Linked DNA regions of Homo sapiens: region 1 is linked to region 2. A link is a contact called in ENCODE Hi-C or POLR2A ChIA-PET data. All regions are on one chromosome and are shown on one strand. Each heading gives the region's core, a stretch centred on a gene start or an enhancer-like site at or near the end of the contact. The rest is flanking DNA. Distances are from core to core; before and after follow the strand shown. Region 1 overlaps SPIRE1 (spire type actin nucleation factor 1). Region 2 overlaps AFG3L2 (AFG3 like matrix AAA peptidase subunit 2).

Region 1 (6,914 bases), core at 650-3,149, 130 kb after region 2:
TATTATTCTGTGTAAAAAAACCTCAAAAAACAGTAATATAATGCAGAATTATTTAAAATAGCCACATCATTAAAAAGGAAACTTGAAATTTCTCTTTGCAGAGAAGTGACGTACACACCCTGGTTGTCATAACACAGCTTCATGACAGGTGATGGGAGCACACAGGTTTCCTGAGCCCATGCCCTGGTTGTGCAGGTGTCTGTGGGTGGGCGGAGTCCACCATGGCTACCTGGCCTGGCAGGAGGATGCTCTGCTCACGGAATGAGTGAGCAAATACTCTTCTGATGGTGGGGGGAGGCCCTAGGAGGAATGCACCCCACGGGCTCAGAGTGCCTGCTGCACATGGAGAAAGGTGGCAGCACTGACTCTGCTATACAATTAGGTCACCCGAGGAGACAAACACCCACAGGTCCCCTTCATCAGATGCTGCATTTTGAGTTTGTTGTCCTTTCCCAGTTATTTCCCTCAACTGAGACCACGGCATGATCGGTGCATCCTGCACAAGGGTGGAATCAATGATTGGAAGCAAAGTGCTATCTAAGCGGTTAATTCTCAGAGAACGCAACAGTTGAGGTGTCACCGTCAGAGATACAGAGAATGAAATAATCCCAGACCCAGCAGAAAGAGGCCAACCTTTGAGGATTTCCACCTGCTGGTAAAAGCTCTCTCACACAGATAATACATAGCCCCTGCTACCCCAAACATGGCTGCTTCAAAAGGATGAGAGCTGAGCAGAGAAGCTGTTTGTATGGTAGAAAAAAGTGGTCGAAAAGGCGTCCTTGGCCATACACTGGTTATCCTAGGAACCTGAACAACAGATAAGGGAAAAAGAAAATGGCAGGGGGAAAAGAAAAGGAGAAAATAATGCTGAACACAAGTGACCTACACATAGTGATTACAGATCACAAAAGGAAAACAAAACAAAAAACACCATGAGGCTGGTACAGTCCGTGCGAACATCTGCATCCACACGTATAAATCAGTGATGAAACCACGAAGTCCTTCCTGGAGAATCTCAGCGTTCACACAGCAAGGATTTTTCTAATTTAGGGTCCTGCAAACACTCTGAGTTTCCTCAGTGGGGCTTGTTGTGATGAAGGATAGAGGCAACTCGTTACTGTGCCTGAGAAAGCATGGGGACATGTGCCAGGCAGCCACTTGCACCTGCCCCAGGAAGGTACTGCCAACACGAGGTGCCTTTAGACTGGATGGGCATTTGCCCTCGGTTATTTGACCAAATGATGAAAAAAAATGACATTTTAAACATCACAAGAAAAGGGAGGGAGATACAACAAAAATAAAAATTATCAGCCGGGCACAGTGGCTCACGCCTGTAATCTCAGCACTTTGGGAGGCCGAGGCGGGCAGATCACCTGAGGTCAGGAGTTCGAGACCAGCCTGACCAACATGGAGAAACCCCGTCTCTCCTAAGTATACAAAATTAGCCGGGTGTGGTGGCACATGCCTATAATCCCAACTACTTGGGAGGCTGAGGCAGGAGAATCGCTTCAATCCGGGAGGCGGAGGTTGTGGTGAATCGAGATTGAGCCATTGCACTCCAGCCTGCGCAACAAGAGCGGAACTCCATCTCAAAAAAAAAAAAAATTATCAACAATAAAAACATTCCTGCCATTTTCAGTTGAGGAGTTACAAATACAAAATGATTCTTTGTTTTCTAAAATGCAGCTACATTTAAAAATTAATTACACTTATAAAAACAATACTTACCAAGCTATAGGGCATTACTACAAGGTATGATTTTATGGATTTCCCAAGATAAGCTATTAGCAAGGAAGATCATTTCGTCTCTGCTGGTGCTTGGAGGCCTGCGTGGACTCTGCTCCCTGCCCTCAATCTGACCACTGTTCAGTGCTGAGCAGAGCGGCTCTCCCACTGCCTGCTCACTGAGACCTTCCTCAGTGATTGCAAGTTAGTTTATCTTGCTCTCCTTCCTGCTCCACAAAAAAACAGTGCACGGCCTGACCTCGCAACACTAAGAGCTCTGCTTTAACAGGAAACAGACACAGTCATGGGCCCTTGGGGTCAGCTGAAGGTCTCAGCATAACTTCTATTATAAGCTGAAACTACCTTGTAGCTAAGCTGATAGTTCCTTTACATTGCTAATTTTAAACTTTAAGTCTAACCTCAATAATGACATTGTATGATCACATAAAGGCCAGTTACAAGCTGAATGATAGACTGGCTTCTAGGAAAAGCTGAGTGAAGAAGAGAATACCCTAATGATTAGACTTATGAAAAAAACCACAAGTTCCCTCTTACCTATACACATGTATGTGTGTGTGTGTGTATGTATGTATATACATACATGTGTGTATGTATGTACATATGTACGTACATACATATGTGTGTATGCACGTACATATGTACGTACATACATATGTGTGGTATGTACGTACATATGTATATACATACATGCGTGTATATGTATGTACATACATATGTATATACATACATACACACACATATACACACACATACACATATGTGTGTATATATATTTTTAGAGACAGGGTCTTGCTGTGTCATCTACGCTGGGGTGGAGTGGCACATTCTTAGTTCACTGTGGCATCAAACTCCTAGGCTCAAGGGATCTTCCCTCTGCAGCATCCTGAGTAGCTGGGATTACGGGCATGCGCCACCACATCTAACTAAGTTTTTAATTAAAAATTTTGTACAGACAGGGGTTTCTTAAGTTGCCCAGGCTGGTCTCAAACTTCTGGCCTCAGGCGATTCTCCTCCTTTGGCCTCCCAAAGTGCTGGGATTACAGGTGTGAGCCACTGTGCCTGGACCCTCTTACATATTTTAAAGTTGTGATAATAGCTGTATATTTTGGTAAAAGCAATAACTTATTCACATGAAAACAAATTTTTAGATTTTTACGTTTGAATCTGTCTGGTCAGAGTTCTGTTTTCTTGTTGGTAAGTCACTGACAAGGCTATATTTAATCGAATAGCTGTGTTTTGGTGATTATTCTGGAGCTAGAAGAATCCTATCAGGAATCGCCATAAAATCATTAGTTCTTTAATTGCACTGTTTTGGCATAGAGATGAATGACCAAATATTAACATTCTAAGCTCTGTTCAAAATCCCTGTCTTCACAATAATCGCATTATCTCCCATCTGTTATTACTTTAATTGAAACTCTAATAATTCATCACAGCCTTAAAAAATGGACTTAGTATTCAATATATTCTATTATTTTTTATTCATGAATATTTGAAAACACATTAGATATTTGACTGTGGGTAGAATATTAATTACAGCTGTGCATCTTGCCTACAAATATTTCAGAAGCCAAGTGGCGCTACAAAAGAGTCTTTGGAGACCTCTGTTGGCTGGGAGATCTACTAATTCCTCCTGGCAAACCCTTGTGTGCTGCCCACTGTCCTGAGAAATGAGCACCCACTATAAGAACCTGCAAGTCTCTGGAAAACAGCAAAAACTATAAACCAGTTCAACCAAAATAACACCACTGGCCCCAAATATCACAAAACATACTAGAAAACAATGTACAGTAGTTATTAATGGATCAAAATTCTCCCTCGCTTGTACTTCTGCCTCAATAAGATCACCTACTGTAGTCATTTTGCTAAGAGTTTTTTTGGTCAATTTTTAACAATTTTTAAATGGATTAATAGCCTTTGAAAGAAAGAAAGCATTTCTTTAATAATAATCCATACTTTCAACCACTGATAAATTTTCTTGAAAAAAAAAAAGAGCTCAAAATGAACAAACACTGGTCAAGTTTCGTTTAGGTTATGGATAGAGTTTGGAGAAGGTGTCACTCTGCTGCCCAGGCTAGAGTGCAATGGTGTAGTCATAGCTCACTGCAGCCTTAACCTCCTGGGCACAAATGATCCTCTCACACCTCATCCTCTTAAGCAGCTGGGGCCACAGGTGTGCACTACCACACCTGGCTAATTATTATTATTTTTTTTTGCAGAGACGGGATCTCACAATGTTGCTCAGGCTGGTCTTGAACTCCTGGAGTCAAGTAATCCTCCCACCTTGGCCTCCCAAAGTGTTAGGATTATAGGCACGAGCCACCACGCCTGGCTGTTTGTTTTCTTTAGCTATTAAGTAAGTTATTCAAAATTCATTCTAACTTTTGCAAGTTTTTTTCTCCTTATCATCTTCATAAGAAAGCTAATGATTCTATGTCTTCTAGCTGGTCCCTAAGTTACTACAAAGTCTTTCCTGTACTTACAAGAGAGCGGGAACTCTGCCTGGAAGGCGGCAGGAACTGCCTCACGTTAGTAGGCGTTTCCTTTTCAATGGAATGTCGTCTCTGGGGTGGCTGCCGTCTCTCTGGCTGGGGTGTTGATGATATGGGCAGGAATTTTGGAGGCTCTAAAGATTGAACCAAATGAAATAAAACTTACTGTGAATTTTCTAACACAAAACCTTTTGACATTTGTGACAAACACTGTAATTCAAAGATGAATTATTTATTTCATTGGAGAGATATTTTAAGATGGTAATGGTAATCCTTAGGAGTAGACTCTGAGGGCTGTTACAGAAGAATCTTTGCAAAGTAAACTTGCTACAGAAATAGCAAGAAAAAAGGAAAAATGTTAGGTGTAGCCAGAAAGATTCCCAAATCATACCAAAATTCTCAATGTACCCTCTTTTTACATTCTCCTTTTTAAAGATAAAATAAGGAAAATCCTTCTTTCTACATGTTTACCAAGACATTTTGTCCTTAGGTTTAAATTAAACTGTATTTAAACTGCAAAAAGTAAGCTTCAGCTTTGATGTTAATATTGTACCATTGTCCTTCTCTGCCTAGTAATATTTTAAGACTGTTTAAAAGGAGACTGCTTTAGTGTCTGAACGGTTCTGGATTCCCATTTTGAAAACAAAAGGAGAACATTAGAAATAAATTATGGTGCCAGAGTTTTATTTAGTGCTTCCTCCTACTCTATCTACAGAGTAGAGCTGCTTCAATGTAGTGGGTGTGGAAAGTGAGAGTCAACACAAAGTTACATATGATCCATCTATTTAGACTGTCCCACCATGAGAAACCACTAAAGGAAAACACAGATATAATTTCCACAGTCAAGAAAAGATACAGAAATCCATTATGTGATTCAATTGGGTCCCTATAATATCCAATTGTGGATAGTCAGTACCTACTGTTTTTGATATAATCTGTGTAAATAATAAAACTACTTAAAGAATTTTTGTGTATGAGAAATCAAGCCAATATATAATTTTTAATACTTCATAATGTTCTTATAAATGAAAAGGATTATTAAAAGCCTTTAGAAATCCCTTAACTTTAGATATCTGTGTTCAGAATCTATCTCCTAAAGAGTTATAAAGGTGTTTTCACTATCTACACAGGTTTTTGGAGATGGGTGTGTGTGGGTGGTAGGTGGAATGATAATAAATATGGTTGTGTTGGGCTTCTGGTTTAAATTTAGCCAAGGAGGTAATCTATCTAAAACAAAACAAAACAGAACGCTACACACACAACTGATTTATAATATTTCCCATGACTATTGTTCGTAAACACACATGTGCCTGCTCTGTCATAAGACCCCGAGGCCTGGTATGATGCCACTCTTGGAAAATAAGTATTTCATCTCCCGATCAGTGAAATGCCTGAGTTAGTTCTTTCTACCCTAGATGATCACAGGGCGCTCTGGGATCTCTGCTCTAGGTCAAGTGTGTTTTGTAGTAAGACATCCGACTACAGCTCTTAGCACCACAACTACTCACTCTTCCTTGTGGACACGGCCTCCAGGACTGGCTCTTCAGGGAAAGAGGGAGACACGCTGCTGCTGCTGGTCGACTTGTGCAGCGTTTCTTCCTGAGCAAAGTACAGGTGGAGAAATCGACTTCTTAGACATTTGTGCTCTAGTGCTACGTAATAACATTTTATTATTAAACAGTTATTTTAACATGAGGCACCAAAGTATGTCAAAGGTTCAAGGCAAGCAAAAGACAAACTAGAAGGGGTTTCAAACAAGACAGGTCTGGGTTTGTGCCTTGGCTCTGCCCTGATGAGAGTGATGTGAAACTGAGCATGCTTCTTTCTGTTTTTTGGAGACAGGGTCTCACTCTGTTGCTCTGGTAGCAGTGCAGTGGTGTGATCTGGGCCCACTGCAGCGTCTACCTTCTGGGCCCAAGTGATCCTCCCACCTCAGACTCCAGTAGCCAGGATCACAGGTGTGCACTTCCACACCCAGCTAATTTTTAAATTTTTTGTAGAGACAGGGTCTTCCTATGTTGCCTAGCTGGCCTTGAGCTCAAGCGATCCTCCCAAAGTGCTGGGGTAACAGGTGTGAGCCGCTGCACCTGGCCTGAGCATGTTTCTTATCTTAGTTTCATCATTGTGAAAGAGGGTATTTAATATCACTTTTTCCATAGGGTTATTGGAAAGATGAAATGAGGTAATGCATTCAAAATGCTTAACACATTACCTGGCACACAATAAAACAGTGGTTAATATTATTAGGGAAATATTTAATACATTTATACAAGTAATACATTGTCAGCCTCATGGGAGCAGATGCTGGGTCTGTCTTGCTCACTGATGTATGTCCAGTACCAAACCCATCACTTAGTAAGTAATGAGTGTTTGTTGAATGAATGGATGAAAAAATAAACATTTCATGAAATGTCATATGAGTCTAGAAAAATGTCTACATTGTGGGCCAGGTACGGTGGCTCGCACCTATAATCCCAGCACTTTGGGAGGCCAAGACGGGCAGATCACGAGGTCAGGAGTTTGAGATCAGCCTGGCCAGCATGGTGAAACCTCACCTCTACTAAAAATATAAAAATGAGCCAGGCGTGGTGGCACGCGCCTGTAGTCCCAGCTACTTGGGAGGCAGAGGCAGGAGAATTGCTTGACCCGGGGAGGCAGCGGTTGTAGTGAGCTGAG
Region 2 (6,713 bases), core at 2,028-4,527:
CATGTGCAAGAATTACCTCTTTAACATGGAACAACCAGGTCAAAATGTATATACATCTTTAAAATTGACCAGTAGCTACTTTGACTTGCCTAAAAACGTACCAGTGCATCTGCTCAGCTGCACCGTTGGTGGGTGCCTGTTTCCCCGGCCCCTCCCTTTGGCTAACAGCACATCATGGAATCACTTCACACCCTCCTTGTCGGTGACCAAGCATGGTGATGGCGCAGCCCTTTCCTGTTTAAACGGCACGGGACTCTCTTTGTTGCAGGCCAGACGGGTGCAGGGAACAACTGGGCGAAAGGGCACTACACGGAGGGCGCGGAGCTGGTGGACGCAGTGCTGGACGTGGTGCGGAAGGAGTGCGAGCACTGCGACTGCCTGCAGGGCTTCCAGCTCACGCACTCGCTGGGCGGCGGCACGGGCTCAGGCATGGGCACGCTGCTCATCAGCAAGATCCGTGAGGAGTTCCCGGACCGCATCATGAACACCTTCAGCGTCATGCCCTCGCCCAAGGTGTCGGACACGGTGGTGGAGCCCTACAATGCCACACTGTCGGTGCACCAGCTGGTGGAGAATACAGACGAGACCTACTGCATCGACAACGAGGCGCTCTATGACATCTGCTTCCGCACTCTGAAGCTGACAACGCCCACCTACGGGGACCTCAACCACCTGGTGTCCGCCACCATGAGTGGGGTCACCACCTCGCTGCGCTTCCCGGGCCAGCTCAATGCTGACCTGCGCAAGCTGGCGGTGAACATGGTGCCCTTCCCGCGCCTGCACTTCTTCATGCCTGGCTTCGCGCCGCTCACCAGCCGCGGCAGCCAGCAGTACCGGGCCCTGACCGTGCCCGAGCTCACCCAGCAGATGTTCGACGCCAGGAACATGATGGCCGCCTGCGATCCGCGCCATGGCCGCTACCTGACCGTGGCCACCGTGTTCCGCGGGCCCATGTCCATGAAGGAGGTGGACGAGCAGATGCTGGCCATCCAGAGTAAGAACAGCAGCTACTTCGTGGAGTGGATTCCCAACAACGTGAAGGTGGCCGTGTGCGACATCCCGCCCCGCGGCCTGAAGATGGCCTCCACCTTCATCGGCAACAGCACGGCCATCCAGGAGCTGTTCAAGCGCATCTCCGAGCAGTTCTCAGCCATGTTCCGGCGCAAGGCCTTCCTGCACTGGTTCACGGGTGAGGGCATGGATGAAATGGAGTTCACCGAGGCGGAGAGCAACATGAACGACCTGGTATCCGAGTACCAGCAGTACCAGGATGCCACCGCCAATGACGGGGAGGAAGCTTTTGAGGATGAGGAAGAGGAGATCGATGGATAGTCGGAATAGAGCCGCCCCAACTCAGATCCTACAACACGCAAGTTCCTTCTTGAACCCTGGTGCCTCCTACCCTATGGCCCTGAATGGTGCACTGGTTTAATTGTGTTGGTGTCGGCCCCTCACAAATGCAGCCAAGTCATGTAATTAGTCATCTGGAACAAAGACTAAAAACAGCAGAGAATTGCGGGTTCTACCCAGTCAGAAGATCACACCATGGAGACTTTCTACTAGAGGACTTGAAAGAGAACTGAGGGGCCACAAAATAAACTTCACCTTCCATTAAGTGTTCAAGCATGTCTGCAAATTAGGAGGGAGTTAGAAACAGTCTTTTTCATCCTTTGTGATGAAGCCTGAAATTGTGCCGTGTTGCCTTATATGAATATGCAGTATGGGACTTTGAAATAATGATTCATAATAAAATACTAAACGTGTGTCTTCATCTCTCTAGCCATGTGCATAAATGACGTAAGTTACTTTGTATGGTTACAATGGCTACTTGGGTCACTGGTCTCTCCCTGGGGTGAACTCCTCCCCACTTCAGTTCACGAAAACAACAGAGGAAAGGGCTCTTCTTTAAATGGAGGCTTTAAGGGGGGCAGCCAAAACTGTTGCTAGCTGGAAGGCAATGCAGTACAGACAAAAGCCCCTCCTCCATCCGCAGCCACCTTTTAGACTCCCACAGGATCTTGCATTTTCCCAAGTCAGGTCCTGGGCTAGGGTTCCCCAACCTTGTAGGGGAACAAACAGCCCCAAAAGGCCTCCGGACAAAGCCAGGGGTGCTGGGTGGGAGCTGGGGTGCCAACAGCCAGCCCTGCATGGAAGGGATGGGCCCTTTTCTGCTGTGACCCATCACACCTGATGGCTTCTACCACCGGCCACACCTTTGGAGTTTCCAAAGATAAACTCCACGGGGCACGCACAGTAGCCCTGCTAGTGCCTGGTACAGACCTCACTGTTGACAATATTTTTGCTTTACTTCTTCCTGCCCTCTTGAAGCTGTGAACGTGGGACTTGCTCTAGCCATAAGAATGGGCATAGTGTGTCACCCCCGAGTGGAAGCGTCATGTGCCAGTGCCAGCCCTCCTGCTCTGCCTCCCACGTGGGCAGCCCCCCCGATCCCTCCTGTCCACCCGTCCAGGTTCCTGAGTGACCATCCTGGGCAGAGCCCACTCTGACCTGTGTTGGACAGGGAATAAGAGACAGACAAAGCTTTGTCATTCGGGACCACTTAGGGTTAGGGTTCCCCACAGTACAACCACAACACCACCCTTGGTCTGTGATCCCAGGCCTTACATTGACTAGCTGTATTTATTTTGTGTTAAGCCCCAGCCTTGGGCAGATGGAAAGTTCATCACTAAACACAGCAGCATGGCTTGAGGTGATCACAGATCTTTTTGCAGAAATCTGAACTATTCTGAGACCACAGTAAAAATAAATCTTACCAGCTCACCACCCACATCTGTCCTGAAAACATGTTCTGTGTGACCGTGGAAAGATCTATGCATGAGCAGGCCCCACAAGATGGTGGCACAGGGAGCCACGGTTGCTCCTAGCACAGAGGGCCACTTGCACAGGTTGAGCAGCCATCCAGGGCCCAGAGCTTAAGGTTGCTCACCTCACCAGAAACATGGGTGTTGTCGGTGCTATCTGGCTTTGTCACTCTTACTGTATCAAGCCTGACAGACAGTGGGCCCCACTCTCGTCCCCCGGGAGGTCTCACAGCCAAGGCCTGTGAGAGGGCAGCCCACGCTGGCTCCATGCCTTGCAGTGGTTGGATAAGGAGTAGAGAGCGTCTCCTAATCGTCTACTGCCTGTATGGTAAAAAGCACACCCAGCACCCTCACAACTGTGTGAGCCTCAGCCTGGAAACAATGCTTCATTGGGCACCTCCCAAAAACACCCTATGAGGAAAGGAAGTGGCCAGTGTGGCAATGCCTGCAGGTGCAAAGGTCCAGCAGGGGGCGCCTGTTCTCCTGGCATGCTGAGCTGTGGAGTCCAAACAGCTGCTTCCACGGCCTGCCGGGGACAGGTGGGTATCTCAGGCTGCTGGGAAGTAGCCATGGGTGGAGCATGCATGGCCTGGGGCCATGGCAGGGATGCCACTAGATTGTGTTAATTCTAAAGCCACTGTTCCGACAACATCAACACCACACAAGGCAAGCTGGAATAATGCTAAAACAGACTGCTAAAAATGTAAATAGTTAAAAATGCCAGTGTCTCCTCCATGTCCAAATAACAGCAATTGATAGAAGACATAGCAAATCTTCCTCATGCCATCTTTTTTAAGGAATTTTGATATAGGTTTGCAACACTACAGACTCACTTTTCTGGAAGCACATAACCAATAACTCCCTTTCAATAGACAATAGGAGCAGCTTACCAGTCAGACCACTCCTGAGATGTCCCCAGAGAGCCAGGGCCCAGGGGACTCCAGCTTAGTTCCACTGTTCCTTCTCTAAAATCCAGGTGACGGCTCAGGTCAGCCTGCCAGGCCCGCTACAGTTATACGTTAACTTCTATACCCAGAAGGTGTGGCCAACATCTGGCCATGACTGGCCTCTTGAGGACCTGCACTGGGGTGGTTATCACAGATTCAGGCCATGACTAACCCCTCAGGACCCATGTACTTTATATCCAGAGCTCAGTGCATCTTTACAGGACACATAACTCTAGAAGGTTCCAACCTCCTGTGGGAGCTAATGAGAACCAGCGAGGCTGAGATTTTGAAGGATTCTCCTCTAAAAAGCAAGAAAATTTAATTTCTTGCCATTATGTTTTCTAAAAATATCCAGAGCATAAATAGGGACCCTATGTGTGTTCAGAAAAGTACAGTGTTGACATTTTATTTTTTATGTAAAGAAGCCATATTTACATAATACATTCATATTTTTAAGTATGTTACAGCTCCTGTAGAAAACCATTCCATTAAGACAGCAACAAGTGATCTGGATTCAATCTTTAAAATATTAAGTCAAATTAAAATGTTCTTATCAAGACTCCAATTTAATTTCACAGCCCATCTGCACAGGGGAACTGAGGAGAAACAGGAATGAAGAGTGGGCGACAAAGAGAAAGCATCCCTTCCCACACGCCAAGAGTCCAGTGCAACGATCCCTGCCACACGGTCAGCCGACCCCACTTGGTGCCACAGGGTCCAGCCTCGGCCACTCTGGGCTCAACCTTTCCAGCACGTCTGGGAGCCCAATGAGGCTATGGGACAGTGTGCATTTCCCTCAAGGCCTCCGGAAAGTCACCTGCCACCCACTGTGACCTCTGAGGCTGAAAGGACTAAGGACTCCTTTCCCCATCATTTCAGCTGGGCCAGTGGCTGGCTAAAATCAGCGCAGCATTCCCATTCTTCTGAAAGCCACAGCTGAAATAATGCACCAGCTGAAACCACAGTGGACAGACTGAGATGGCCTCCCTCTGGGCCTCTAGTTGGCAACTTTCTCACCCGGGGGCTCCTCTTTCTCCTTTTCCCGCTCCTTGTTCCAGTCCTTAAGGCCTTCTGGAAGTGAGGTGTCCTCATCCAAGCTGCCAGTGCCTTCCACAAATTCTTCATAGGTAGATTTTTCCGCAAATGGTCTGGGGCCCAAAAGTTCAACCATATCATTCTTATCTAATACTTCTTTTTCTAACAACAGAAGAGCAACCTGAAATATGAACAATTTTCATTAAATACAGTTACTCAGCAAAGTCTATTCAGAAATATTAATTTTTTATTTACAGGTGACCCCATTCCAAAAAAGGATTTAAGACCAATGAAAAAGATGTCTCATACATAAGGTTGCATAGTTTTAGAGTAAGATGTGCAAAATATCAAAGCAACCAATGTCCATCTGTAAGGGATACATTTCCATACTAGACATATTTCCACACATCTGCACAATGAATGCTGACCATCTATAATGAGGAGGAAGCTGGCCGGGCGCGGTAGCTCGCGCCTGTAATCCTAGCACTTTGGGAGGCCGAGGCGGGTGGATCACAAGGTCAAGACCATCCTGGCCAACAGGGTGAAACCGTGTCTCTACTAAAAATGCAAAAAAATAGCTGGGCATGGTGGTGTGCGCCTGTAGTCCCAGCTACTTGGGAGGCTGAGGCAGGAGGATCACTTGAACCCGGGAGGCGGAGGTTGCAGTGAGCCAAGATTGTGCCACTGCACTCCAGCCTGGGCGACAGAGCGAGACTCCTTCTCAAAACAAACAAACAAAAAAAAATAGGAGGAGGCTGTGTATGTTCTATATACATCTCAGAGATACACACTTCAATTAAAAAAACAAGATGTTCAGTGTGCACAGCATCTTACGTTTGCTTTTCTGAGGTGATAAGAATGTATCTTTTTATGTGCATTAAAGCAGAATAGGCAGCCAAGTGCAGTGGCTCACACCTGTAATCCCAGCACTTTGGGAGGCCGAGGTGGGCGGATCACCTGAGGTCCGAAGTTCGACACCAGCCTGGCCAAAATGGCAAAACCCCGTCTCTACTAAAAATACAAAAATTAGCCAGGCGCAGTGGTGGGTGCCTGTAAGCCCAGCTACTCAGGAGGCCGAGGCAGGAGAATGGCTTGAACCCAGGAGGCAGAGGTTGCAGTGAGCCGAGATCGCGCCATTGCACTCCAGCAGCCTGGGCAACAGAGCAAGACTCGGTCTCAAAAAAAAAAAAACAGACTAGGCAGGAGCCATCAGCTTAGGGCTTTTTCTGTACCCAGAACCCATCCATACACAAACTGGAACTTAACCTAGAGGCATTCTTTGTAACTAACTTCAAATTAAGCTTCTACCAATCATAAACAGCCAACCAGCCAACTGTGGCAGAACTTGGGACCATGCATTGGACCACACAAATAAGGCAAATGCCCAGCAGTAGCCAATCAAGCAGTCATGCACCGCTAAGAGCAGTCATGCACTGCTAACAACGTTTCAGTCAATGATGGGCCCCATGTAGATGGTGGTCCCGTAAGATTATAATACCTTATTTTAACTGTACCTTTTCTATGTTTAGATGTGTTTAGATACCATTGTGTTACAATGGCCTGAAGCATTCAGTACAGTCACATGCGAGCAGGTATGCAGCCTAGGAGCAATAGGCCACACCACACAGCCTAGGTGTGCGGCAGGTGTAGCGCACTCTGATGCCTGCACGACGACAAAATCAACTAACAGCAAACTCCTCAGACCGTATCCCCATCATTAAGCAACACATGACTGCAGTTTCTTTCTTTGCTTCTAGGCTCAGCCTACAAAAGCTTGCTGCTCATGCTGCCGGAGCAGAGCTCTGAACTTCTAATTCTGAGGGCTGCCCGATTCCCAAACTGTTCTTTGCTCAAATAAACTTATCTGTTAAATTTACTTTGTCTAAAGTTTCTTTTAAATGGTACATAA

What was found. A loop is a pair of places that touch in the nucleus more often than their neighbours do. ChIA-PET counts read pairs that join two places held with the same protein, here RNA polymerase II (POLR2A). Pooled maps may share reads with other maps.
Region 1: a loop to region 2 is called in a pooled map, with 2.7 times the contacts of the local background. The contact joins two enhancer-like sites. A Hi-C loop is called at or near these places in 3 of 50 pooled maps. POLR2A ChIA-PET finds 5 or more read pairs at or near these places in 4 of 52 experiments (WTC11, activated CD4-positive, alpha-beta T cell and activated naive CD4-positive, alpha-beta T cell).

The regions. Positions count from the first base shown.
Region 1 is chr18:12,459,122-12,466,035 of GRCh38, forward strand. SPIRE1 (spire type actin nucleation factor 1) reads right to left here. Exons shown (of 17, transcript NM_001128626.2): 11 at 5,747-5,837; 12 at 4,230-4,372. Among named protein-coding and RNA genes, the nearest start is that of PRELID3A, 55 kb to the left of the region's middle. RefSeq lists a silencer at 6,047-6,205. Within about 2 kb of position 1,900, at least 5 of the 41 ENCODE cell types and tissues checked have a DNase peak (open chromatin) inside an H3K27ac peak, as active enhancers do.
Region 2 is chr18:12,324,799-12,331,511 of GRCh38, forward strand. AFG3L2 (AFG3 like matrix AAA peptidase subunit 2) reads right to left here. Exons shown (of 17, transcript NM_006796.3): 17 at 4,146-4,985. The coding sequence ends at 4,767. TUBB6 (tubulin beta 6 class V) reads left to right here. Exons shown (of 4, transcript NM_032525.3): 4 at 269-1,818. The coding sequence ends at 1,332. Among named protein-coding and RNA genes, the nearest start is that of TUBB6, 20 kb to the left of the region's middle. RefSeq lists an enhancer at 2,768-3,617 and a silencer at 3,152-3,446. Within about 2 kb of position 3,278, at least 7 of the 41 ENCODE cell types and tissues checked have a DNase peak (open chromatin) inside an H3K27ac peak, as active enhancers do.